Linked DNA regions of Homo sapiens: regions 2, 3 and 4 are each linked to region 1. The links are chromatin contacts, found by Hi-C or POLR2A ChIA-PET in ENCODE. All regions are on one chromosome and are shown on one strand. Each heading gives the region's core, a stretch centred on a gene start or an enhancer-like site at or near the end of the contact. The rest is flanking DNA. Distances are from core to core; before and after follow the strand shown. Region 1 holds the start of RSPH14 (radial spoke head 14 homolog). Region 2 holds the start of CABIN1 (calcineurin binding protein 1). Region 3 holds the start of DERL3 (derlin 3). Region 4 has its middle 40 kb from the start of GGTLC2.

The links. A loop is a pair of places that touch in the nucleus more often than their neighbours do. ChIA-PET counts read pairs that join two places held with the same protein, here RNA polymerase II (POLR2A). Pooled maps may share reads with other maps.
Region 2: a pooled map shows a loop between it and region 1 (13-fold over the local background). The contact joins the promoter of CABIN1 here to the promoter of RSPH14 in region 1. A Hi-C loop is called at or near these places in 1 of 37 single-sample maps with no recorded cell type and 6 of 50 pooled maps. POLR2A ChIA-PET finds 5 or more read pairs at or near these places in 1 of 52 experiments (Caco-2).
Region 3: a loop to region 1 is called in a map of B cell, with 5 times the contacts of the local background. The contact joins the promoter of DERL3 here to the promoter of RSPH14 in region 1. A Hi-C loop is called at or near these places in 1 of 168 maps with a recorded cell type or tissue (B cell), 4 of 37 single-sample maps with no recorded cell type and 11 of 50 pooled maps. POLR2A ChIA-PET finds 5 or more read pairs at or near these places in 3 of 52 experiments (B cell, BJ and H1).
Region 4: a pooled map shows a loop between it and region 1 (6-fold over the local background). The contact joins the enhancer-like site here to the promoter of RSPH14 in region 1. A Hi-C loop is called at or near these places in 3 of 168 maps with a recorded cell type or tissue (CD8-positive, alpha-beta T cell, heart right ventricle and natural killer cell), 2 of 37 single-sample maps with no recorded cell type and 8 of 50 pooled maps.

The regions. Positions count from the first base shown.
Region 1 is chr22:23,140,713-23,143,319 of GRCh38, forward strand. It overlaps RSPH14 (radial spoke head 14 homolog), which reads right to left and starts at 1,278. Exons shown (of 7, transcript NM_014433.3): 1 at 1,237-1,278. RefSeq lists an enhancer at 572-1,464.
Region 2 is chr22:24,010,021-24,012,627 of GRCh38, forward strand. CABIN1 (calcineurin binding protein 1) reads left to right here and starts at 1,284. Exons shown (of 37, transcript NM_012295.4): 1 at 1,284-1,347.
Region 3 is chr22:23,837,683-23,840,289 of GRCh38, forward strand. DERL3 (derlin 3) reads right to left here and starts at 1,324. Exons shown (of 7, transcript NM_001002862.3): 1 at 1,213-1,324; 2 at 1,029-1,094; 3 at 882-955; 4 at 670-763; 5 at 1-172. The coding sequence starts at 1,305. It overlaps SMARCB1 (SWI/SNF related BAF chromatin remodeling complex subunit B1), which reads left to right. Exons shown (of 9, transcript NM_003073.5): 9 at 1-327. RefSeq lists a silencer at 1,247-1,549.
Region 4 is chr22:22,603,132-22,605,738 of GRCh38, forward strand. It overlaps IGL and the pseudogene IGLV3-31. Among named protein-coding and RNA genes, the nearest start is that of GGTLC2, 40 kb to the right of the region's middle. Within about 2 kb of position 1,327, at least 3 of the 41 ENCODE cell types and tissues checked have a DNase peak (open chromatin) inside an H3K27ac peak, as active enhancers do.

The sequences.
Region 1 (2,607 bases), core at 28-2,527:
CTGATACTTTCATCTGGATCTTCAGTCAAAGGCATTAAAGGACAAAACAAACCAAACAAGCAAACTCCAAGTTGGTCACTCTGTTTAGTGCTTACCTTGTGCCAGCAATAAGTAGTATCCAATTCAACTACCCCATAAGGAGGGGGCTGGTATTATCCACATTTTACAAATGAGGAAACTGAGGTTCTGGCCAAGGAGCTTACTGGAGGCCATGAAACTGGTAAGACTAGAAGCCAGTGTTCAAATCTGGGTCTAGCTCATTCACTGCCAGGAACCCATATTCAGATGCTTCTGACACATCCATGAAAAGGAATTAATGTTAAAAGGTGATTTATGGCCACGCGCAGTGGCTCACGCCTGTAATCCCAGCACTTTGGGAGGCCCGAGGCAGGCGGATCACAAGGTCAAGAGATCGAGACCATCCTGGCCAACATGGTGAAACCCCGTCTCTACTAAAAATACAAAAATTAGCTGGGCGTGATGGCGCATGCCTGTAGTCCCAGCTACTCGGGAGGCTGAGGCAGGAGAATCGCTTGAATCAGGGAGGCGGAGGTTCCAGTAAGCCAAGATCGCGCCACTGCACTCCAGCCTGGCGACAAAGCAAGACTCCGTCTCAAAAAAAAAAAAAAAAAAAAAAGTGATTAACTTTTATTGCCGACACACACACACACTTTCAGCAACTATGGGCAGTGTAGGTTAGTAGTTAAGAACTGGCTCCAGATTCAGGCCTGGGTGACCTTGGCAAGTTACTTCCTCTATCTGTGTCTTTCTGCAGCTTCAAAGGGGAGATGATAACAGTACCTCCTTCCCTGCCTCCCAGAGTTGTCATATTAACGAATACACGTAAGCCTGGCATACCAGGGCTTCAGCTATGTTGGCTGTGGTTATTATTACGGTTATTATCATGGTTAGTAGAATGGACAGGCCACAGGCCTGTAGGAATCTACTCCAGTAAAAGGTAAGCCAGATGCTCACGCGGGACACCAGATGACAACGGTAGAAGTGGGGGCCGGACTGGGAGGGACGTGGCCATGTTTGAGTTGAGCTCCCCTCACAGGAACGGTGGGTGCTGGAGACAGGGGCCTGCCTTCTTCTAAGCGGCGTGGGCTGGGAGAGTCCGGCCGGAGACAAAAGACCGTGATTTTGAGTGTGGGGACACGGCCCCGTGTGAATGGGACTGGGTGGGTCACTGGGCCCCCCTGTCCCCGGGCCCCTAGCCCACCACCGCCGCCTCACCTGCCTCCGCAGCCCTTTCTGCTTCCAGTAGCCCGCGCCACTGGCCAACCTATTCAGTTGCCAGGCGACATCGTTGCCAGGCGACTCCAGCAGCGTCCGCGGCGCCGCGGTCGACATAATCAGCACCCACTGCGCAGGCGCAAACAGCCCAAGGCTGCGGCCGGCTGCAAAGCGGGAACAATCATTTACAGGGTTGCTGTGGAGACCAAAGGCAGCTCAGCTTTGTTCAAAGTACAGAAGGGAAAGGAAGTGACTTATTTACGCCCTTCTCTGTACTGGGTACTTTGCATGCCTCTGATCCTCAGAGTAAATTCATAAGGTGGTAACATCTAGTTTAGAGACAAGAACCTCAGAGAAGTTCAGTCGTTTCTCCCAATTTTTTTTTTTGACGGAGTTTCGCTCTTTCACGCAGGCTGGAGTGCAGTGGCGCGATCTTGACTCACTGCAACCTCCGCTCCACTCCGCGCCACCGCACCCAACCCGGGTGCAAGTGATTCTCCTGCCTAAGCCTCCCAAGTAGCTGGGATTATAGGCGGCCGCCATCACACCCAGCTAATTTTTGTATTTTTAGTAGAGACAGGGTTTCGCCATGTTGGCCAGGCTGGTCTCGAACTCCTGACCTCAGATGATCCACCCGCCTCGGCCTCCCAAAATGCTAGGATTACAGGCGTGAGCCACTGCGCTCAGCCAGTTTCCCCCAAATTACATAGGCCTGATCTCAAGACTGCCTAGCCCTGCCCATGCCCCTTGCTCTTCAGGCTGACCGCCTGGTAATGACAAAGGTTAGCCTCTGCAGTGGACCCAACACACTGCTGGCCAGCGTAGCTGTTCTCAAAAGCAAGCCAGACCCAGCCACCACCTGCATAAAACCCTCCATGGCTCCCCACTAGTCTCAGGGCTGAGTCCAAACTCCTAGCCTAGTGCTCCAGTCCCTGGGTGATGGCCTCCTCCAGCCATGCCAGACTCTCTCTTAACCCCTCAAATGCCACCTCGCTCATGAAGCCTGAGCGCTCTGTAACACTAATTATTACCTCTTTATCCTTCAGGATGCAACTTGGTGAACACTTCTTCCATGAAACCTTCCTTCTCCCTGAAGGAGTGAAGTATGGGCCATCCCAAAATATGCTGGATTGGTATATTGACCATTTTGAGTGGACAACATTGGAAAAATAGTGGCCTCAGAAAGGGCTAACTGGGCCAGGTGCAGTGGCTCATACCTGTAATCCTAGCACTTTGGGAGGCTGAAGGGGGAGGGTTGCTTGAGCCCAAGAGTTTGAGGTTACAGTGAGATATGATCACACTACTACACCCCAGCCTGGGTGACAGAGTGAGACCTCAACTCTAAAATAAATAAATAAATAAATAAATAAA
Region 2 (2,607 bases), core at 34-2,533, 870 kb after region 1:
TCTTGCTGCTTGGACCACCCTTCCCACCTATTTTCAACTGTTTCTCTCCAGCGCATCTTTCATGATAAGGCTTGAGTGGAAGCTGTATCCGAGGCTGAAGGTTATCCATGCAGCTTTGAAACCATCTGTTTATGCTTCTGTTTACCCCCCAAATACTGTTTACCCCAATACTCAAAGTCAAGGTTGGTGACTCAACAATTTTCAGAACTTCTAGCTTATCAGTATAGCTTTATTGTACTGAACTGAGTTTTTCACCATGCTGTTACTGTCTTTGAGGTTAAAAAGCCCCCAACATTCACTCCTATTTGAATCATCTGTGCAAGACTCAAGCAGCTATGAATTCAACCACAGTGTAAAGTTCTTCCCTACAATGCTTTATTGTTATTCTAGCTCCCAAGAGAGTACCATCTTTCAGCCCAAGACCCTTGACAGAACCCCTTCAACTCTGTCGCCTTTTTTCATCTCTGGAATTCTGACACCACCCATGACCCCTCTTCTTGTTCATTTACTAGGTTTTGTTCCTTTTTTTCCTTTTGTTTCAATATCCTATTGTATCTGTTCCTTTTGGGCTTCACATCCTTTTTGGAAAGAGAGGCACAGGTAATATAATGAATGAGGATGCTCCTCCTCCCTGGTTCCCTCTAAGTCAAGTTTCTCCAACGCGCTGGTCTGCTTGGCTTTGAATGCGGCTCAACACAAATTCATAAACTTTCTTACAACATTTTGAGATTTTTTGGTGATTTTTATTTTTATTATTTATTTATTTATTAACTTATCAGCTATCCTTAGTGTTAGTGTATTTTATGTGTGGCCCAAAACAATTCTTCCAACGTGGCCCAGGGAAACCAAAAGATTGGACACCCCGCTCTAAGTGTTCCCCAAGTTTCCACTGTTTTCAGAGCACATGTCCCAGGTAATAACACACAGCCCATCATTTAGTGACTGCTCAGGGTGCAAGCTGTGGAGAAGAGAGTCCGACTACGAGCTGGTGCTCTAAGCCTCCAGCACGCTAGGACTGACGACGGGGATCCGGAAACAACAAGCTCCACTCCCGCAACACACACACACACACACACACACACACACACACACACACACACACGCACACGCACACGCGCACGCGCGCACACACGCGCACACACGCGCGCACGCGCGCGCGCGCCGCCCAAGGGTAGCCGTCTGCAGGGCCCCAGCTAAGCAGCCCGCGGAGAGCGAGCGGCGCGTGCGCCCCCGCTGATTGGCTGGCACAACCGGCACCGGAGCCAATGGGAGCACGCCTTGTTGTCAGGCGCGCAGCCGGACGGCGCGGTGGTCGGGACAGACTGGCCGTTGCTGTGGAGACGCCTGGTGAGTTCCTGGAAGGCTGGTTTGAAGGCGGTGCCGGGGTGGGGGTGAGGCTCAGCAGAGCCCGGGGCACAGGCCGGAGGGGCTGCAGGCGCGAGGCTGGGTTACGTGAGGAAGCTGGGGGTTTCGCGGGCAGCTTTAGAGCCCCAGTCAGGGAAACCGAGGCCGGGCTTCCTGGCTGCCTCGCGAGCCTCTTCATGGCTCTCGCCGCCGCCCTGAGGTGCCTAGAATGGGTTCCGGCCTCCGGGGAGGTTCCCAGTAACCGCAGGAGCCACCATTGATTTGGCGTCTGCTGGGTGCAAAGCCCAGCGCGCTAACCCTTTACTCGCGACCTTTCGCTTCACCTTCACAGCAGCCCTGCGAGGTGAGTGTTGTTATTGGTGCCATTTACAGGGGTGGAAACTGAGGCCGCGGGTAGGTGAAATGATTTGCTCCAAGTCACCCAGTGGGTGAGCGCGACTCCAGACTGAAAATTTTGACCGTTCTGCTTCACTGCCTCCCCGCAAGAGGCGGGCCCTGGCCAGATGGAACTCACCTGGCATTCCCAAGGTATCTGCACAAGTGGCTTTGGGAGTCACTTAACTCTTCAGGACCTGGGTTATTACAGGTTATAAGTGTGGGACCGTCGGATTCCATGTGGCTAAGATTCTTTCTATGTGATTATTGTGGTTAGAAATAGAATATGCTTAGAACAGTCTCGTTCAGCGGTCGGCAAACTTTTGTTGTAAATATATCAGTGTTTACATTGTTATATTGTAAGTATAATGAGTATAATAGTATTCATAATAGTAGTTTAGGCTTGGGGGGTCCATACTCTGTCTACTTAACTGTAGCGATGTAGTGTGGATACAGCCAAAGACAATACATAACAGACTAGCTGCGTCGCAATAAAATTTTAATTATAGGGACCGAAGTTTTAATTTTATATATTGTTAATATAATTTTCACGTGTCATGATTTTTTTTCCCAAATATGAAAAAATGTAAAAACCATTCTTTGCTCGTGGGCTGTACAAAAAGGGTGGGCTGGTTAGCTTGCAGAACCCTCATCTAGTACAAAGCCTCATACATGAGGGGAAACAGACTGAGAGACTGACATCTATGTCAAGTCAGTCACACAGCCAGGGCACTGCCACCACTGAGCTTAAGACATAGGCTTCCCACCTTCCAGGCCAGGAAACATCCCCAGTTATCACTCTGGATCAGGGTGCTGAGGTCTGAAGGTGTGCTACTCTTTATCGTGTTCTGAGGCCATGGAAACTAT
Region 3 (2,607 bases), core at 74-2,573, 700 kb after region 1:
TGCCCAGCAGCAGCGAGAAGCCCATGAGCGCCCAAGGCAGGAACGGTGCCTGGAAAGTGAGCAGGCCGAAGAAGTTGACCCTCACCCGAGGGCTGCGGCGGCTCCACACGTACACCAGCATGGCCATGAGGGCCTGGCCCAGGAAGAACAGGCTGCCCAGGAGTCCCAGCAGCTGGGCCAGAGTCAAGGTGCTCCGGTGCAGGCCTCAGCCCAAGCCCAGGGCCCCTCTGACTTCCCAAGACCCTGGAATTCTTCCCCTCATCTCCCCTATGTGCTATTCCCTCATCAAGATGAGCCAGTCCAATAAAGGCGACACACTCCACGGGCTTCAGGTCCCACGAAATCTGCCCTGCACACCTACAGCCTCATCCCAGGGCCCAACCACTGCCTGTCCCTGCCCCAGTTTCTCCCGGCTACTCGCATTCAGGGCTCAGCTAGTGGCCCTGACAACCCACCTGGCTCTTTTGTGCATGGCTTTGTATTTTGCATACAGCACTGAAGATCTAGCCCTGACCCCTGCAGCTGAGCACAGAGTGGGCCCTCAACACATACTAAGCTGGAGACAGCGACTGTGTCCCTCTCTGGCATGGCTGTGTTGGCCCCAGGACCAACACAGGCTGGACGCCGAGGCGCCCTAGCCCGAGGTTCCAGAGCCTGCGGGAAGGATACGGTCATAAGGACGCCCCCGAAGAGAAACATGAAGACGAAGTCGGCCGTGCGGCCGCGGAAGGAGCCCTCTTCCAGCATGCGGCAGTAGCGGAACCTACGGCGTCGGTATAGGAAGTGCCACCAGGCGGGGCCTCAGTTTCCCCGTCCCGGCCTCTCTCCCAGCCCGGCCGGCCTGCCCTCCACCCAGCCCGTGTCCGCAGGGCGCAGGATACACGAAGAGCATGTTGAAGAAGAAGCTGAATCCCAGGGGCCCGAAGAAGAGGAAGTTGGTGACGAGCCTCCAGACCTACGGGGGACGGGCGGTCAGGTGCGGGGTGGGTGGGTCGGGCCCACAGGTGCGCGGCGCGGGGCGGCCTCACCTGGAACTTCCGGAACACAAGGTGCGGGTTGAAGTAGAGTTGAAAGGGGCTGAGGAGCTCCAGCTGCTGTGGAACCAGGGGCCAGTCAAGAGCTGCCCGGGAGCCACGCCGTAACCATGGCGACCCTCACCCCTCCCGCCAGAGGCTGTAACCAAGGCGACGTCCGGTCCGCCCGGCCGCTTACCACCGCGGCGGTGGTGAGGACACAGGCTGCGGTGTAAGCCCGCGTCACCGCCGGCACCTGCAGGAACTCGGCCGCTAGTCCCTGCCACGCCATTGAACCTTCTCAAGCACGCGTGGCCCAGCCAGCAACGCGCTCTTTAACCCGCCTCCCAGCCCCGCCTTCGGCCAATCCGCATCCGAGGCGCTGCGCGCCCCAGGCTGAAAAGAGAGCCCCTGAGCCCGACAGCCAATGGAAGGAAGAAGAGGGAAATTAGGGGCGGAAAGGGAGAGTGGGCGGGTAGAGGCTGGTGGCCAATGGGCAGGCGCCAAGGTTGAGCACGTGGCGGTTGTTGTGGCTGCGGTGGTGGCGCGGGAGAACGTGTGGCCAATGAGGAACTGGTCATTTCGCGGCTTTCTAGGAGAGGACCAGTAGCGTGGACCCACGACACCACGGGGGCGGGGCTAAGATCGTATGGGTTACAGGAGCGAAGACCCGAGCAGGCGAGGCAAAACTGGAAAGGGCGGGGCGCGTGGGCGGGGCGCGGAGTGTGGCGGCTCAGACCGTGCTGGCTCACTAACTGACGACCTAGCCACAACGTTGTCCTCGCTGCCAGCCCAAGACAGGCCCACCTAACCCACAGCAGGGAGGCATTCGGGAATGTGTCCAAACCTCCCCAAACGTCCAGGGCCCCACTCAAATGTGCCGGCCGCTGTCGGGGTTCTTCCCCGGGGGCCCAAGGAAGGAGAGGCAGGACTGCGGGATTGAGTCCAGGTGGGGCGCGAGGGTTGAGAGGCGCACCAGAGCAAGTGGACAGGCAGGAGAGGTCCTCAATATTTTGGTGGAAAATAGAAACCAACCTACCCACCTTCCTTCCCTCCTTCCCTCCCTCCCTCCCTCCCTTCCTTCCTTCCACCGTTTATTAAACAACTGTTTGCCTGACACTGTTCTAGATGTTGGGGATGTAGCATGCAATAAAAGACACTGTCTCTTAGAGTCCAGCCAGGAGGCAGTCAATACAATAAGCTAGTGCTGACACTTGATGAGAATATTGCCAAGTGAGGGGTGGGGCCACGTGGGCGTCCGCAGTGCCAGGTGGGGTGACCTGGGATACCTCTAAAGTTTGTCACTTTGCAAGCATCCCTGTGTCCATCAGGATGGTAACTGTGAAAAGCAAAACAATAAAACAAAATAAGTGTTGGCGAGGATATGGGGAAATTGGAACCCTTGGGCACCGTTGGTGGGAATATAAAATGGTGCATCCGCTGTGAAAAACAATATGATCATGACTCAAAAAATTAAAAATAGAATTACCGTATGATCCAGCAATGCTGCTTGTGGGTACACATTCAAAAGAATCAAAAGCAGGGACTTGAACAGATGTTCATACACCCATGTTCATGGCCCCATTATTCACAA
Region 4 (2,607 bases), core at 77-2,576, 540 kb before region 1:
CAAGCAAAGGTGTTACAAGTGACCTGCACGAGTGGCCAGCAGGACACCTGGAGGAGCCCAGTGAGATGAGGAGTGGATGCGCATCAGGTGGGAAGGCATGGAGAAGCTGTGTGCCACACACTCACCAAGGACAGGAGCGGGCGTATTTGTGGCCTGTGGCCTAATCTTAGGTCAGTTACCTCTTTAGACTAAATCCCAAGGAGTCAGCACATGGAGGTTTCGGTCCGTGCACATGGCACCTACAGGGCTTCACATGACGTTGCTAATTACAATGCAGCGGCACTTACAAAGGAATTAGTTTCATCACATCCTCAGCAGAACTAGGTCTAAAAACCAATATATATGTATAGGATATCAGGTGAGAAATACTTTCTTGCCAATCATGTGTATTAACGTTAAAGTGGTTCAGTATCTAGTGTGACAGTTGTTCAGGCTTAGTGGCCTTGACCACGTCAAAAATGGAATCCTGATCCTAACTTGTCTAGAGATTAGCCTGGCACAAGGAGCATGACCAGGCATCTGGATGTCCCCAGTGTCACTGCAGACACATGCTCCTTTTTCATCTGCCAGAGGGAGCATTAGGATGTCCTCACCTCTGTCCCCAGAACTCAGGAAGGGCAGTACACCTGACTAAAGAGTAGAGGGTTGTGAAAAGAGGGACCTAGGGCACTGGATAAGCAGGAGGAGAAGGAGCACTGGGTGGGAGGTAGAGAAAGGAGGGGGCTGAATGGTTAGGCTCTGAGGTGTGTCTCCTGGATGGAGTCTTGGATTCCACTCACTACCATCTGAGAACTTTGAGAAAACCGTGTAACCTCCTGATGTTGGGTCTCTTGTCAGTAGACATCAGTGCTTTCCTGATGTATAGGGTTACTGTAGAATTATAATGAATGCCTGGTTGAGGTGACATGTCTAATACACCCTCCAAAGCATCAGGCATATATTAAGTACTCATAAGCAGGCATTCTGTGTGAACTAGTCATACATGGAAGATGACATTCCCCGTGTGGGCACAGTAGGATGCTGTGGACTTTGGTTTGGGGACCCTAATAACTTCAAGTCCCCTGGTAGCACCCAAGTGTAAAAGGCAAAGGGCATGACTGGTGCTTCCTGTGAGGCCTCTTCTATTTGGTAAAATTCACTCTCCACTCATCGCACCCACCTGGCCTTTATTCTAAACTTGGAAAATTGCTAACATGAAGGTCTCAGCCTCAGGGCTCAGATAAGAACTCAGACACATCAATAGAGAGGATGGCTGAGGTGCTTGGCCGAGCTCAGTGAACACCCCAGAACAGGAACTGAGGAGTGTATGCATGTGTTGGGGGCAGCACTTTCTCACTCATCCAGAAAGTGTGAGGAATCTGTACAGAACTGGGGACAGGGCCCATTTTTATACCCTTCTATAAGCCCAGCCCTTGTCTGCTCACTAGGGAGCCATTCACCAAGGCCACAGGAGGGAAGGAAGTAGATTTGCATGAAGAGCATCCCCTTCCTATGTTAAGAGAGGCCTGGAGGCCCCTTCCCAGCTGTGGACTCAGAGGCAGAGCTCTGGGGCATCTCCACCATGGCCTGGACCCCTCCCCTGCTCACCCTCCTCACTCTCTGCACAGGTGCTGCCTCCTAGGGCTCAGCCCCCACAGGACCAAGAATCAGCCTGGCCCTGACATTCAGCTCAGCACAGGGAGTAATGCAGGGTGTGGGGCTCTGGAAATGAGACCCTTATCTTCAGACTCACCTCTTCTCTCTTCTCTTGCAGGCTCCGTGGTTTCCTCTGAGCTGAGTCAGGAGCCTGCAGTGTCTGTGGCCTTGGGATAGACAGCCAGGATCACCTGCCAGGGAGACAGCATAGAAGACTCCGTTGTAAACTGGTACAAGCAGAAGCCAAGCCAGGCCCCTGGGCTGGTCATCTAACTTAACAGTGTCCAGTCTTCAGGGATTCCTAAGAAATTCTCTGGCTCCAGCTCAGGGAACATGGCCACCCTGACCATCACTGGGATTCAGGTTGAAGACAAGGCTGACTATTACTGTCAGTCATGGGACAGCAGTCGTACTCATTCCGCGGTGACACAGGCAGAAGGGGAAGTGAGACAAAAACCTTTTCTCCATCTGTCACACTCTTTCTTCAGCTCCAGGAAAAAACTGTGGACAAATTCATGAGCAGGTCTTGCCCTGTTCACCCAGATATGAGACCTTGAGGCTGCCCTTCCCTCCAGGTCTCCAGGTAGGCTATGAAAAGGGTGAATCAGGAGTCAATACACACACAATTATTATAATTTTATTCTTGTTTGAAGAAGAAGTAGAGGAATAATTGAACATGTAAAGTGAAAACATGGAAAACCGAAAAAGAGGAATTATTGAACTTGTAAAGATGAAAACTACAATGTCTGAAATTTAGAAAATACACTGGGTGAGTTTGACAACAGAAAAAAGATTAGCTGCAAAAAAAAAGATTAGCTGCAAAAAAAAAGATTAGCAAATTGTATAATACAGCAGTAGAAATTGTCCAAGATGAAACACATATGGGAAAAATAATTATGGAAATTAATGATAGAAAGGAACAGAGTATCAGTGAGTTGTAGGACAACTTCAAACAGCCTAAAGTATGTGTAA